2 separate regions of the Homo sapiens genome follow, and region 1 is linked to region 2. A link is a contact called in ENCODE Hi-C or POLR2A ChIA-PET data. All regions are on one chromosome and are shown on one strand. The core of a region is the stretch at or near the end of the contact, and the rest is flanking DNA. Distances in the headings are between cores, read along the strand shown. Region 1 holds the start of NOXA1 (NADPH oxidase activator 1). Region 2 holds the start of PHPT1 (phosphohistidine phosphatase 1).

What was found. Hi-C counts contacts between places; a loop is a spot of excess contacts on that map. ChIA-PET counts read pairs that join two places held with the same protein, here RNA polymerase II (POLR2A). Pooled maps may share reads with other maps.
Region 1: a loop to region 2 is called in a map with no recorded cell type, with 25 times the contacts of the local background. The contact joins the promoter of NOXA1 here to the promoter of PHPT1 in region 2. A Hi-C loop is called at or near these places in 1 of 37 single-sample maps with no recorded cell type and 7 of 50 pooled maps. POLR2A ChIA-PET finds 5 or more read pairs at or near these places in 1 of 52 experiments (B cell).

What each region holds. Positions count from the first base shown.
Region 1 is chr9:137,421,423-137,427,618 of GRCh38, reverse strand. NOXA1 (NADPH oxidase activator 1) reads right to left here and starts at 4,226. Exons shown (of 14, transcript NM_001256067.2): 1 at 3,913-4,226; 2 at 1,289-1,371. The coding sequence starts at 4,089. EXD3 (exonuclease 3'-5' domain containing 3) reads left to right here and starts at 4,457. Exons shown (of 22, transcript NM_017820.5): 1 at 4,457-4,505. RefSeq lists silencers at 3,996-4,555, 4,576-4,715, 4,726-4,865.
Region 2 is chr9:136,845,545-136,851,304 of GRCh38, reverse strand. PHPT1 (phosphohistidine phosphatase 1) reads right to left here and starts at 1,896. Exons shown (of 3, transcript NM_014172.6): 1 at 1,715-1,896; 2 at 1,168-1,292; 3 at 281-550. The coding sequence starts at 1,874. The coding sequence ends at 458. AJM1 (apical junction component 1 homolog) reads right to left here. Exons shown (of 3, transcript NM_001080482.5): 3 at 2,504-5,760. The coding sequence ends at 3,960. RefSeq lists silencers at 1,575-1,654, 2,045-2,104, 2,285-2,364, 2,445-2,504, 2,725-2,954 and 1 more and an enhancer at 1,645-1,924.

The DNA.
Region 1 (6,196 bases), core at 2,977-5,476, 570 kb before region 2:
TCTCCTCCAGGCGGGCTTCCCGCGCCGATGTGAAGGAGAGGCTGCCCCAGAGGGGTCTGGATCGTAATCCAGAAAGGGACAGTCCCACAGCCATAATCCCGAATGCTGGGACTCTTCAGTAAAGGAAGAGATGGCTTTTTCGTTCATCTGCCTTTCTGAAAGGTAAAATATCTCCAGATCCGGGCTCTCTGGGCGACTGCGTATGTGGTGGTCCCTGAAGCCTTTGATGGATCTTGTTAGAAGGTGGGTTGTTCATCTTGGTGTTTTGATGACCAGTTATAAAGCCAGGTGCACACAGTCACCAGCCAGAGTCTACGCACCTACGTCTTACCCCTTCTGACCTAGCTCCTCATGAGCACTGTTCATCTGCTCGTAGTTCTCACACCCGTGAGCCTGTCGCTAGCGTGCATGAATTTGTGCTTGAAAAAATATGTATGTTATTTTTGTCTATTTTATCGGCCAATGAAGGGTTCCGTCGTGTTTTTATGTTTCTCAAATAAATCCCTTTAAAATATGTAAATAGGCTGGGCGAGGTGGCTCATTCCTGTAATCCCAGCACTTTGGGAGGCCGAGGCGGGTGGATCACCTGAGGTCAGGAGTTCGAGACCAGCCTGGCCAACATGGTGATGCCCAGTCTCTACTAAAAATACAAAAATTAGCCAGGCGTGGTGGCACATGCCTGTAATCCCAGCTACCCGGGAGGCTAAGGCAGGAGAATCGCTTGAACCCAGGAGGCGGAGGTTGCAGTGAGCCGAGATCGCACAATTGCACTCCAGCCTGGATGACAGAGCAAGGCTCCTTCTCAAAACAATTTTTAAAAAGTAAATAAATATCTTTTACAGAATTTTATTTTTTCTAGAATTATATTTTTTGGGATTTTAGATTTGAGGGGTTTTGATATTTCAGGATTGCGAGGCTCTCGGGACTGTGATCCACTTCCCCACAGAGCCTGCCCTCCTGGGATGGGGCCTGTGAGTGTCTAGCAGAGAGGCCGAGGCATGGCCTGGTCTGCAGTCCCGATGGTCTCCTTTCCCTCATTCCTCCTTTAGGAAGGGACATGGTGCAGAGAGCCCAGGTAAGCAGTGAGGACCCCACGACCTGTGTCCAAGGGTGGCGCTCAGCAGAGGCGAGGGCCACAGTCTCAGGTTTCCCTGGAGCCAGGAACCATGGAGGAGGGGGTGGGCAAGAGGAGGGAGTGGATGGAGAGGGAGGAGGAGGAGGTGCAGGAGTGGACTCTGCAGGGAGACAAAGGGCCGTCAGAGAAGGAACAAGGCACCCCTGTACTCACCTTGCCAGCTGGAAGTTGGCCACTCCTCGCTGGAAGAAGCCAACCGCCATGCAGGTGTCCTTGGTCACGGCTTGGTCAAATGCCTGGGGACAAAAATGCCCACGGGATGCCAAGGTCTGTAACCTGGTCACGCAGCATCACAGATACAGCGTGATGGGTGACAGGGCCACGGAATTCCGTCAGCCCCTGGGGACCCCCCACAGCCCCTCCTGCTCCTGTCCAGGAACCTTCGGAGCCCCTGCCTGGGCAGGGCTGTCGCCACTCAGGTTGCCACAGCCCACCCAACCCCAACCCGTCCAAGGCGCAGAGCCCACTGAGGTGCTGCTAAAACCAATGTGTTTACCATGAGCACAAGGACAGAGGCCAGAAAAAAGTGTTCCAGTATGTTAATAATAGTTACCTCTGGGGAGTGGGGTTATGCAAGATTTTTGTCTTTTAAAAATCCTTTTTTTTTTTTTTGAGACGGGGTCTCGCTCTGTCACCCAGGCTGGAGTGCAGTGGCTCGATCTTGGCTCACTGCTGCCTCCGCCTCTGGGTTCAAGACATTCTCAAACTCCTGACCTCAGGCAACCTTGGCTGTCACATACTGGAGACGAGATAACGCAGTCCAGATCCCAGAGTCAGCAGCTAAAGAACTGCATTACAGGCCGGGCATGTTAGCTCACGCCTGTAATCCTAGCATGTTGGGAAGCTGAGGTGGGCGGATCACCTGAGGTCAGGAGTTTGAGACCAGCCTGGCCAACATGGTGAAACCCCATCTCTACTAAAAATACAAAAATTAGCTGGGCATGGCGGCACGCGCCTGTAGTCCCAGCTACTCGGGAGGTTGAGGCAGGAGAATCGCTTGAACCCGGGAGGTAGAGGTTGCAGTGAGCCAAGATCGCACCACTGCACTCCAGCCTGCAAGACAGAGCGAGATTCCGTCTCAAAAAATAAATAAAATAAAAATCCTTTTTTGATAGTTCATGCAAAATGACACCCTAGAAATCTATTAGAATCAGAAAGAACAACACACGTCTTCATGTGTTTATCTGTGTGTAAAGCACAGCTCTTCCTTAAACCAGACTCAGGAGGACACAGAAGGTTCTGAACAGGGACCGTGGCCATCAGTTAAATGTGTGTGACAGGAAGGGTGCTACGGTCTCTTTCACAAATCTGGCTGAGTGGGGGCTTGTCGTTGAACCAAGTTCACACAGGTGTGAAGTGTGGCGGCTGAGCACAGGCACGCAGCCCTGATGTGGGGTGGCGGCTCAGGGCCAGCAGAACCCACCTGTCTGCCCCAAACGTCACGCAAGGCTCCTAACAAGAGACAGCAGTTCCAGCGACACCCTCTGCACCCTGGGCTGCCCCTCACGTGATCGGCTTTATGAATCATAGCTGTTCCATCTGCTTTCCTAAGTTCCCATATTCCTAACATGCATATGCTGTGGGTTAGTCGTATGACTTTCACTGCGTCCCCTCTCTGTAGTGAAACCAGGCACAAGAGCACAAGTGACTGGGTTAGCCCCGGACATAGGATTTGTTGCTGAACCACCTGGTGTCTAAAGATTACATTCCCTTTCTTGGATAACATTTTAAAATGAAATCATTGTGGGCCGGACAAGGTGGCTCACATGTGTAATCCCACCACTATGGGTGGCCGAGGAGGGTGGATCACCTGAGGTCAGGAGTTCAAGACCAGCCTGACCAACATGGTGAAACCCGTTTCTACTAAAAATACTAAATTAGCCAGGCGTGGTAGTGGGCGCCTGTACTCCCAGCAACTAGGGAGGCTGAGGCAGGAGAATTGCTTGAACCCGGGAGGCAGAGGTTGCAGTGAGCCAAGATTGGGCCACGGCACTCCATTCAGCCTGGGTGACAGAACGAGACTCCATCTTTGAAACAAACAAAAAAATGAAATCATTATGGAGGTGATTGTAAATTTGTACGCAGCTTTAAGACACAAGAGAGGGGGGTCTCATGCGCTTTGCCCAGTCTCCTCCAAGGGGGATATTTTGCCAGTCAGGGGCGTGGAGACCCTCCCACAGCGCGCAGTTCCCTCTCCTTTAAATCACTGCTGTCACCGAGCCTTCAGTAACCGTGGGCACCTGCCTGCTTCTGCGGGGTGCTTGGGACTGAGCGGGGGTGGGCAGCGCTGGCGTTTGGGATGCGCAGGAACAGGCGGCCCCGGAACGCGAGGGGGCACGAGAAGGGCACCGGGCTCCGTGCAGGGCCTCGGCCGCTGCACCCTGGCACCCTGGACTCCTGGCTGTTTCGGGGAGTGGGCTGGGGGAGGGCTGAGGGCTCTGAGGAGGAGACTGACCCGGTCTCCCGGCCATGACCACAGGCGCAACGCTTTCCCCTTAGGGCAGGGCGGTCCCTCGGGCCTGACCCAGCCCAGCAGCTTCCCCCTTCCCGGTGTGAGTCACCCTCGGGCCCCGGCCTCTCCCGGTGACCGCCGCGCCCCCCAGCGCGGCCTCGCTTAGCTCAGGTGCGGCCCCCCTGCTCGGCTCCCACCTGCCGGGGCGTTCGCTGGGTCGGGGGCGGCAGGGCGACCCCGTGACGGTCGGGGAGGGGCGCTGGGCCCTCCCCAGGGGCTCGAGGCGGAGGCGTCGCCCGCACCGGCCTCCCCACGCCCCGCTCACCCGCAGCGCGGCCTCGGGGTCCCCGGCCAGCAGGTGCACGCAGCCCGCGTTGAAGCACAGCCTGGCGGGCGGCGCCGGGACGCCCGAGAAGAGGTGCAAGGCGCGGGCCCAGTCCCCACGATCCACAGCCTGCGCGCCCAGGTGCCAGGCGCGCACCAGGTCCCCCAGAGAGGCCATGGCGGCCGGTGGCGGCGCTCGAGGAGGGGCCAGGATCCCGCGGAGGGGCCGGGGCCGGGGCCAGGCGGCGGCGCGGGGCTGCGGGGTCTCCGAGGCGGGCAGAGGTGCGGGCGCCAAGCGCCAGGTGCAACCCCGCTGCCCCGCGGCGCCCCCTGGCGGCAGGCGCCCGCCCCTCCCCGGTAAGGCCACGCCCCCGCCAGAAACGGCTACGCCCACTCCAGACCCTCAGGCCTCGCCCACCTCCCATTCGGCCCCCGCCCCGGCCGGACTTCCGCCGGGAGCTTTGTGCGCCCGGCTTCCTCGCCCCGCCCGCGCTGGCCTTGGTGCGCCGGATAAAGCCCTCCGGGCCAGCGGCTGCGGTCGGGCCAAGGTTCCGCGCCGGGCGTGGACGGTGTGGGGCGGTCCCGGCCCCGCAGGTGAGCGACCCCGGGCCGCGCGGGCCAGGTGGGCGGTCTGGGCGCCGGGGGCAGAGCGGGGCCGGGCCGGGTGCGCGTCCTGAGGTGAGGGCCGTAGCTGGGAGTGAGCCGGGGGCGGGCCGCCGGCTCTCCCGGGGTGGGGAAACTGAGGCCCCGATGGGGCGGGGAAGGTGCGTTCTCCCGCAGGGCCCCGCTCCGGAGGCCGCCGAGCAGCCGGACGCCGCGGGGAGCTGAGCCGACCCCGGCGACCCCGCCGCCCTGTCCCGCAGGGCCTGCCCTCCTCCGCGCCTTCCGAGCACGGACATCACAGGACCCGGAGGCCCTTCGCTCCCTCGCCGAGGAGGAGGCGCTCCCGGTGGGACGCGCGCGCGCCCGCCCTGCCCTCCCCGGGAGAAGGGACGGGCGCCTCCCTGCAGGGGCCCTGGCTTCCTGTCCACCGGCGCTGAGTCCTGTATTAGTTGTCAACCTAAAATAATTAAAAGGGTCAGAATGTGGTGCCCGGTGGGTTTATTCAGGCACAGAGGTCGAGGGCGGCCTGGGTCACCAGGTGCAACGGAGAACAAAACAGAGGCTCAGGTTTTTAAAGAAAACAGAGCCCATCGGAGAGCAGGTGGTTTCGAACGTTGCCCAGGAGCTCACTGGCTTGTAGAAATGGCATTGGTTCGCGATTGACCACGGCTTGGTGTCATCAGTGGATAGTTACTTGGCTCGAGGGGTAGTGAGGGGCTGCGGTTTCATTTGAAATGCTTTCTGGCACTTAACATCAAGCTTTCTGGGCCCACAGTTTAAAAGGGCTTTACATTCCTCAGATAAATGATTTTTTTCTTTCTCATTTGCCCCCCTTTTGATCAAAATCTTTCTTCTTGAAAGCATTGATTATCAAAATCTGAGGGTCAGAGTGTCCCCTCTTGCTGGGAAGGCTCATTCCCACATAGTCCTGTCCCATGCCAAGCAGGGAAGGAGGAGACATTTCAGGGAGTTTTTTTTTTTTTTTTTTTTTTAAGAACACCACAAACTGAATTGGAATGGCATTACAGGGTGGCAAACATGAGGTCTCAGTGAAGTCATTAATTTATACAACTGCTGTCACCTGTTGAATCATCTCTAGTTTTTAGAAACACCATTAATTTTAATTTTCTCAGAAGTAACACATAGGACTATAACCAATTTGTATGCCAGGATGAAAAAAACAAACCTGTTCCATTAGGGAGACAACTAAAAACATGAAGAAACTAAAATCCATGTTCTTCTTTCTTTTTATTTATTTGTTTACTTAGAAATGGGGTCTTGCTCTGTCACCCATGCTGGAGTGCAGAGGCACGATTCCCACTCATCGCAGCCTTGAACTCTTGGGCTTAAATGATCCTCTTGTCTTAGCCTCCTGAGTACCTGGGAATACAGGTGTTTGCCACCAGGACCGGCTAATTTTAAATTTTTTTGGTAGAGACTAGGTCTTGACACCTTGCCCAGGCTAGTCTCGAACTCCTGAGCCCAAGTGATCCTCTCATCTGGGCCTCCCAAAGTGCTGGGGTTATAGGTGTGAACCTCTGCCCAGCCAGGTTCTTCTTTGAGACTTGTAGCCAGAAGATTGTTCAGGATTTAGTCCAGATTGTAGGAAAATAAAAAATACAATGATCAGGGCTAGAATCCAGTAACAGGTATGCTGTAGTTTTTCTCTGAAACATAATTTT
Region 2 (5,760 bases), core at 647-3,146:
GCGCCCCAGGTCTTGGCCAGCCCGAGGGACCAGGCCCTGACTCCTCTCGCAAGGGCTTGCCAGACCTCCTCCAAGATGCCCTGGAGGACGATGGCCGTGGGAAGAGCAGTCAGGCCATCAGCGGGCCCCTTTATCAGACCCCAAAGGGCTGAGTGTGCACCGCCACTCCCTGGGGCCACTCCTGTGTTCCCCCACCCACCTGCTTTAGTTAGGGTCTGGGGGCCCCCGGAGGTGGTGACGCAGGGTGCAGGAAGCCAAGGACAGAGTTCAGAAGCCGGCAGGTGTGGCAACACGTTTAATTCTGTGGCCAGGCTAGCCTGTCTCCAAGGCCTGGTGGACAGCACGTCACCAGAGGCTGCCGCAGGAGCAGGCAGGGCCAGCCCTGCAAGAGGAGTGCAGGCAAAGGCGGGGGCTCTGAAGTGGCTGCTGGAGGCAGCAGGCCCCGGGCTGGGAGTGCTCAGTAGCCGTCGTTAGCCCAGGTGACCTCGTAGTCGGGGTACTTGGCTTTGATTTTCTCAGTTGAAATGGCGTGCTGGGCAGGACCATAGGCCTGGAGAAGAGAAGACGCCTGCTGGCACTACCTGGACCCTTCAACCCGATACCCGGCTCTGGGCATCCAGCCACCAGCCACACCAGAAGCGAGTGTGGGAAAGGGATAGGCAGTGCCTGGGGATGCCAAACCCACCATCCCGACCGCCCTTGGGGGCTCCCCTGGGGAGAGGCGACCTCCACAGGCAAGCAAACCTTGATGGTGGATCCTGGGGCCTGAGGCGCCCAGAGGGACGCACGTGGGTCTCATCTGCTGGTGGTTTTTGTGAAGAGCACAGGTGGGGACTCTGAGCTCCACCCAGGTACTGACTGCCTCTGGGGGCCCAGGGCCCAAAGTGCTGGAGGACAGCTAGAGCCCAGCAAGGCCTCCCAAGGCAGGGAGAGGAGACAGCCGGCCATGTCTGGGGGTGTCCGTCCCACCCCTCAGGTCTGGCGTGTGCTCCATGGGGGAATGCAGGAACACAATGGGCCCTGGAGGGAGGGCTCTGCCGCCGACCCTGGGAGAACCCCAGGAAGCCTGCGTGCTCAGCTGGGGCCACGGGTCAGGGCAGCAGGCTCAGGTGGGCCTCGAAGCTGGTACTGGGGCCTCCGGCAGGGCGGGACGGGGCTGCGGCTCACCATGGAATAGCCGTACACGTGAATCTTCTTGTCCTGACTCTGGTGGGAGATGCGCCCGCCGCCCAGACACTCACAGTCGCAGCCTTGCTTCTGCATGTCGCCCGACACTTTGTCGTAGATGTCCGCTGGGATGGGAGGGCGGCCTCAGGACGTGCCCTGGCCGCCCTTGGAGGCCGCGGGAGGAACTCCCAGCCGAAGGGGTCTGAAATCCCAGCTCTGAACAGCCCCTTCCCCAGGAGAGACGAAGCCCCTTGAGGCTGGGACAGGGATGAATGAGCGAAGGAGGGTGGAACCGGGGAGGGCGCGGGAACTGGGAGACTGCTGGGGAGGGTGTCAGGCCGTGTCACGCCCTTCCCGCCCAGGACCTCAGCCTGGGTCAAACCTAGCAGGGGCAGGACTCGGAGCAGAGCGCAGTCCGCTACGGCCCGCAGCCCCGCCCCCGCCCCGCCAGCCCCGCCCCTGCCTCGTCAGCCCCGTCTCCGTCCCGCCAGCCCCGCCCCCGCCTCGCCAGGCGTGCCCCTGGCATGCCCGCAGGTCCCGCCCTCACCATGGTACTCAGCCCACTTGTAGCCGCGCACGATCTCCTTGCTCTCTGCAGCCGGAGCCCCGGAGCGGGGAGCCGAGTGGACTCGGATCAGCACATACTTGAAGACGCCGTCGGAGTCGATGTCCACATCAGGAATGAGAGCGAGGTCCGCCACCGCCATGTTCCTCCTCCCGGAGTCCCCTCCTCCCACCCGACCCGGGGGCCGCTTGTACTGCGGGAGGCGGGCTCTGCGAGAGCGACGACCAATCCCGTCGGGGAATGCTTCCCAAGGCCCAGCGCCTCAGCCAATTGTACCGCCGACCGAGGCACGTGCTGACCAATCGCAATCCAGTTCCTTGCCGCCTTGCGGCTCCGCCAGCCCCGCTTAAAGGAAACGTGGAATCGGGAATGGGTGGTGATGAAATCCAGCCAACGGAGAAGTTCCTCTCCAGCGGGGTCCGGTGGCACCCTTGGAACGGGGCAGTTAGGCGGCCCGCGAGGCTGGGGCAACGAGGGAGGCCTGAGGGACTTGCCAGCCCTGACCTCCTGTCCCGCACGTAGTCCGAAGACCACCCTCCCCGTGGCCCCCACCGCCCAAAGGCCTCCCTCTCTCCCCCTCCCACCGCCCGAAGGCCTCCCCCCTCCCCGCTCTCCACCGCCCGAAGGCCTCGCTCTCCACCCCCTCCACCGCCCGAAGGACTCCCTCTCTTCCCCGTCCACCGCCCGAAGGCCTCTCCCTTTCTCCTCTCCACCGACCGAAGGCTTCCGTCCCCAACCCCGCTACCGGTACAAGGAGGCAACGGCAGCCGCTACATTCAAGTTCTATTTTACTTGGTTCGAAAGCTCTTGCCCCCTGGAAATTATTCCGGTCCAGGGGCGTTCCCGGCCGGCCCTCAGGGGTGGGGCCGAATGCAGAGGCCCTGGGGTAGGGGGCGCGGGGCGCGGCGGCGGGTGGGCAAGCGGGACGCCTGGCCGGTGCAGACGCGCGGGGACGAGATGGGCGTGCCGGGTGCGAAAGCAGGAGCGGAGGCGGGGGTGCCCAATTTCTCTCACTTGGTGCCCCCTCCCCTGGCTCCGAAGTAGGGCTGGGGACTCCAGGAGGGCCCTTGCGTTTGGCCTCCACCCCTCTCCCGCATACCCCACCCTCCAGAGAGCTCTGGGCGCGGACCAGGGTGCACTTGGGGGACAGGTGGAGGCCGGGCCGCCGGGCTTGCGCCTCCACGCCCGCAGTACGGCGTGCGGCCAGAGCGGGTGTGCGGGGACCTCTCGGGACAGGTCAAGCCCCCTCGGGTGGGCTTCCACGCTTACCAACTAGCTCTCTCCCTCACCTGCTCGCACCACGCTTTGCCCTCCAGGCTCCCACCTGGGAACGCCCCGTCCCTTGGTCCTTCCTCTCCTAGCCAGGTGTCAGCTCTGGCCAGGCCCAGGTGCTCTGCTTCCCCTGTTCAGGTCCCCTGCCCCTTCGGCTGGGAGACTTGCATATCGGCCTGAAGACCTCCCTGCGGTTTTTCCCAGCTCCTGCAGGGCCCAGACTGCAGCGGCTGGAGGCGAAGGGACGGCAGGGCGCGTGGCGTGGTTAGTGTGCTGGCTCCGACCAGCGGGAACGCACTGCGCACCGTCCGCCCTGCCCACCGCCTCGGCGGGACGCGCTCGCGCACACGGACGCACAGAGGTCGACCAGGGTGTTCTCCAGCGAGGAGGCAACACAGCCGCGGGAGGCGGGGCGGGGCGTGTTTAAAGTGACAGACTGGGCTTTGGTTACGTCGGGCTTCTGGACGAGGGGAAACCGGAGTCGGGGAGGCTCCAGCGAGAGCCCCGCGGACCGACGGGGACCGGATCTCTACGGGTGGGGTCTGTGCAGTAGTGACCCCTCCGAGTGAAGGCAGAGCTCGGCGGTCCTCAGGCCCACCCCGCCTCCCAGCGGGGAGCACCGAGGGCGAGGACCGACTTCTTCTGGGGATCCTCGAGGGCGAGCTGGGAGAGGGAGGAGGCCCGGAGGAGGGAGAGGGGTTGCTGGGGGTGGGAAGGCGAAGGGCCTGTGAGGAACACTACGGGGACGAAGGGCCGGGGGGTGGGGGCCTGGGCGGAGCTGGAGGCCGAACTGAGCGGAGCTTGGAAGGCTGGGGAATTAGAGGCGGGGCCTAGAAGAAGTCGGGGTGGGGCCCTGGCGGGGCTCGGGGGCGGCCCTGGGTGGGCCGGGCGGGGCCTGAGTGGGCAGGGCAGGGTTCGGGCCAGCGCCTGGGCTAGGCCTGGTGGGCCCGGCGCCTCACATGATGTCGTCCAGCAGGTTGGCGCTGGCCACCCAGTCGAGCGCGCGCGGCTCGGAGGCGGCCATGATCATGCACATGAAGGGGCGGCCGGTGCGCCGGTCCGTGGGGTAGATGGTGGTGGGCGTGAAGCGCCTGTTGGCCTCGACGAACTCGCAAAGCTGCTCGTAGACGCGCGGGAACTCGTGGCGCAGGAAGACGCCGCGCAGCCGCAGCTCGCGCTGGATGTGGATGAAGGCCACCTCGCGCGCGCGCCGGCCCGCCTCGCCGTCCTGATCCAGGCCCGCCGTGCCCGGCGGTGGCGTCAGGATCAGCGTCTCCATGTCGGGCTCGCGGCTCCGCGCCGGGGGCGGCCGCGCGGGGCTGCCGGCCGCCAGCGCTACCTTGGCGAACTTGCGCACTGTTGGCCCGTGGCTGCGTGGCGCGGGCGCGGGCAGGGCCGGTGTCCCCGGTGGCGCGGTGCCGGGTCCCACGGCCACGGACACGCTGAGCAGGAAGCACTCTGCCGGTTCGTAGAGGCGCCCAGCGGCCGCCAGCTCGCGCGCGTAGCTGCCCAGGGGCGCCGCGTGTGTGGCCAGCTCACGCAGCGATAGGTAGGTGGGGGATAGCAGCAGCCCCTCCAGGCCAAAGCGCAGGAAGTTGTCGGCCGAGCCTGGACTTGGGAAGCCCAGGAAGAGCACGCCGCGGCCGCGCGACAGGAAGCCGACACGCGCGATGCGCGAGAAAGCGCGGTGCACCGGGCCGCTGTCGCGGCAAAACTGCAGTACGTGGCGGCACACGCTGCCCACGCGGCCGTACACGCAGCGCGCCTTGTGGGCGTCCCAGTCCTCGCGGCGGCACAGGCGCGAGCAGTAGTAGGTGTAGCAGCTGTGGCAGGACTTGAAGTAGAGGCAGGCGTTGAACATGGTCTCGGTGCGCCGGCAGCGCGCATTGGAGCAGGTCATCAGGTCGTCCTCGTCGGCGCTGGGTTCGGGGGACGCGTCGGCCGCCTCTCCCGGGGCCGCGGGCTCCTCGGCGCTGCCGGCCGAGGCGGGGGGCGAGCGTGGCGGCGCCAGCGCGGGGGCCCCGGAGCCCGCGGGCCGCGAGTCCAGCAGTCGGCGCAGTTGGGGGCCCAGGCAGTCGGCCGCGGGCTCTGAGGCCTGGCCGGCGGTGGGTCGCGAGTCGATGACCAGGTCCGTGATGAGCTCGTCCAGCTGCTCTAGGCTCCGCTGGCGGCCAGAGGTGGGGCCGTCGGGGGCCGCGTGGGGAGGTGGCCGCGTGCGGCCCCCGGGCAACTCCCAGGCCCTGGCGCTCGGGCGCTCGGTGGCGCGCAGGTCATTGTCAGTGATGGTGATCTCGGGCGTCACGTACCAGTTGCGGCCCAGGCCCTCGCCCGCGCGGCCCTTCTCCGTCAGCGACGTCTCGGACAGGGACAGTGCGGCGTAGCGTCTGGGAGAGGTGGACAGGTTCACGACGACGGGCGGGCGCCGGCCTTCGGGGGACACGCCTCGCGGCTCCCGCACCTCGCGCCCCAGCAGGTTCTCGTAGCTGCGGCCGCGGCCCAACGGGTCTTCTCGGCGCGGCCCCGGGGCCAGAATGTTGTCCCAGGAGCGCGAGTAGTGGCGGCTGTCGGTGGCCAGCCGGGGCGGACTGGTGCCGGTGCCGCCGTGCCAGGAGGCGAGCAACGGGTCGGGGTCAGAGGGCGGCACCACTTGCAGGGTGCGGTACGGTCGCGGGCCCCAGTCCGCCCAGGCCGGGCTGCTGCGCGGGTGCGGGTACGTCCGAGCCAGGACGTCACGCTCGCGGTACCTTCCGAAGTCC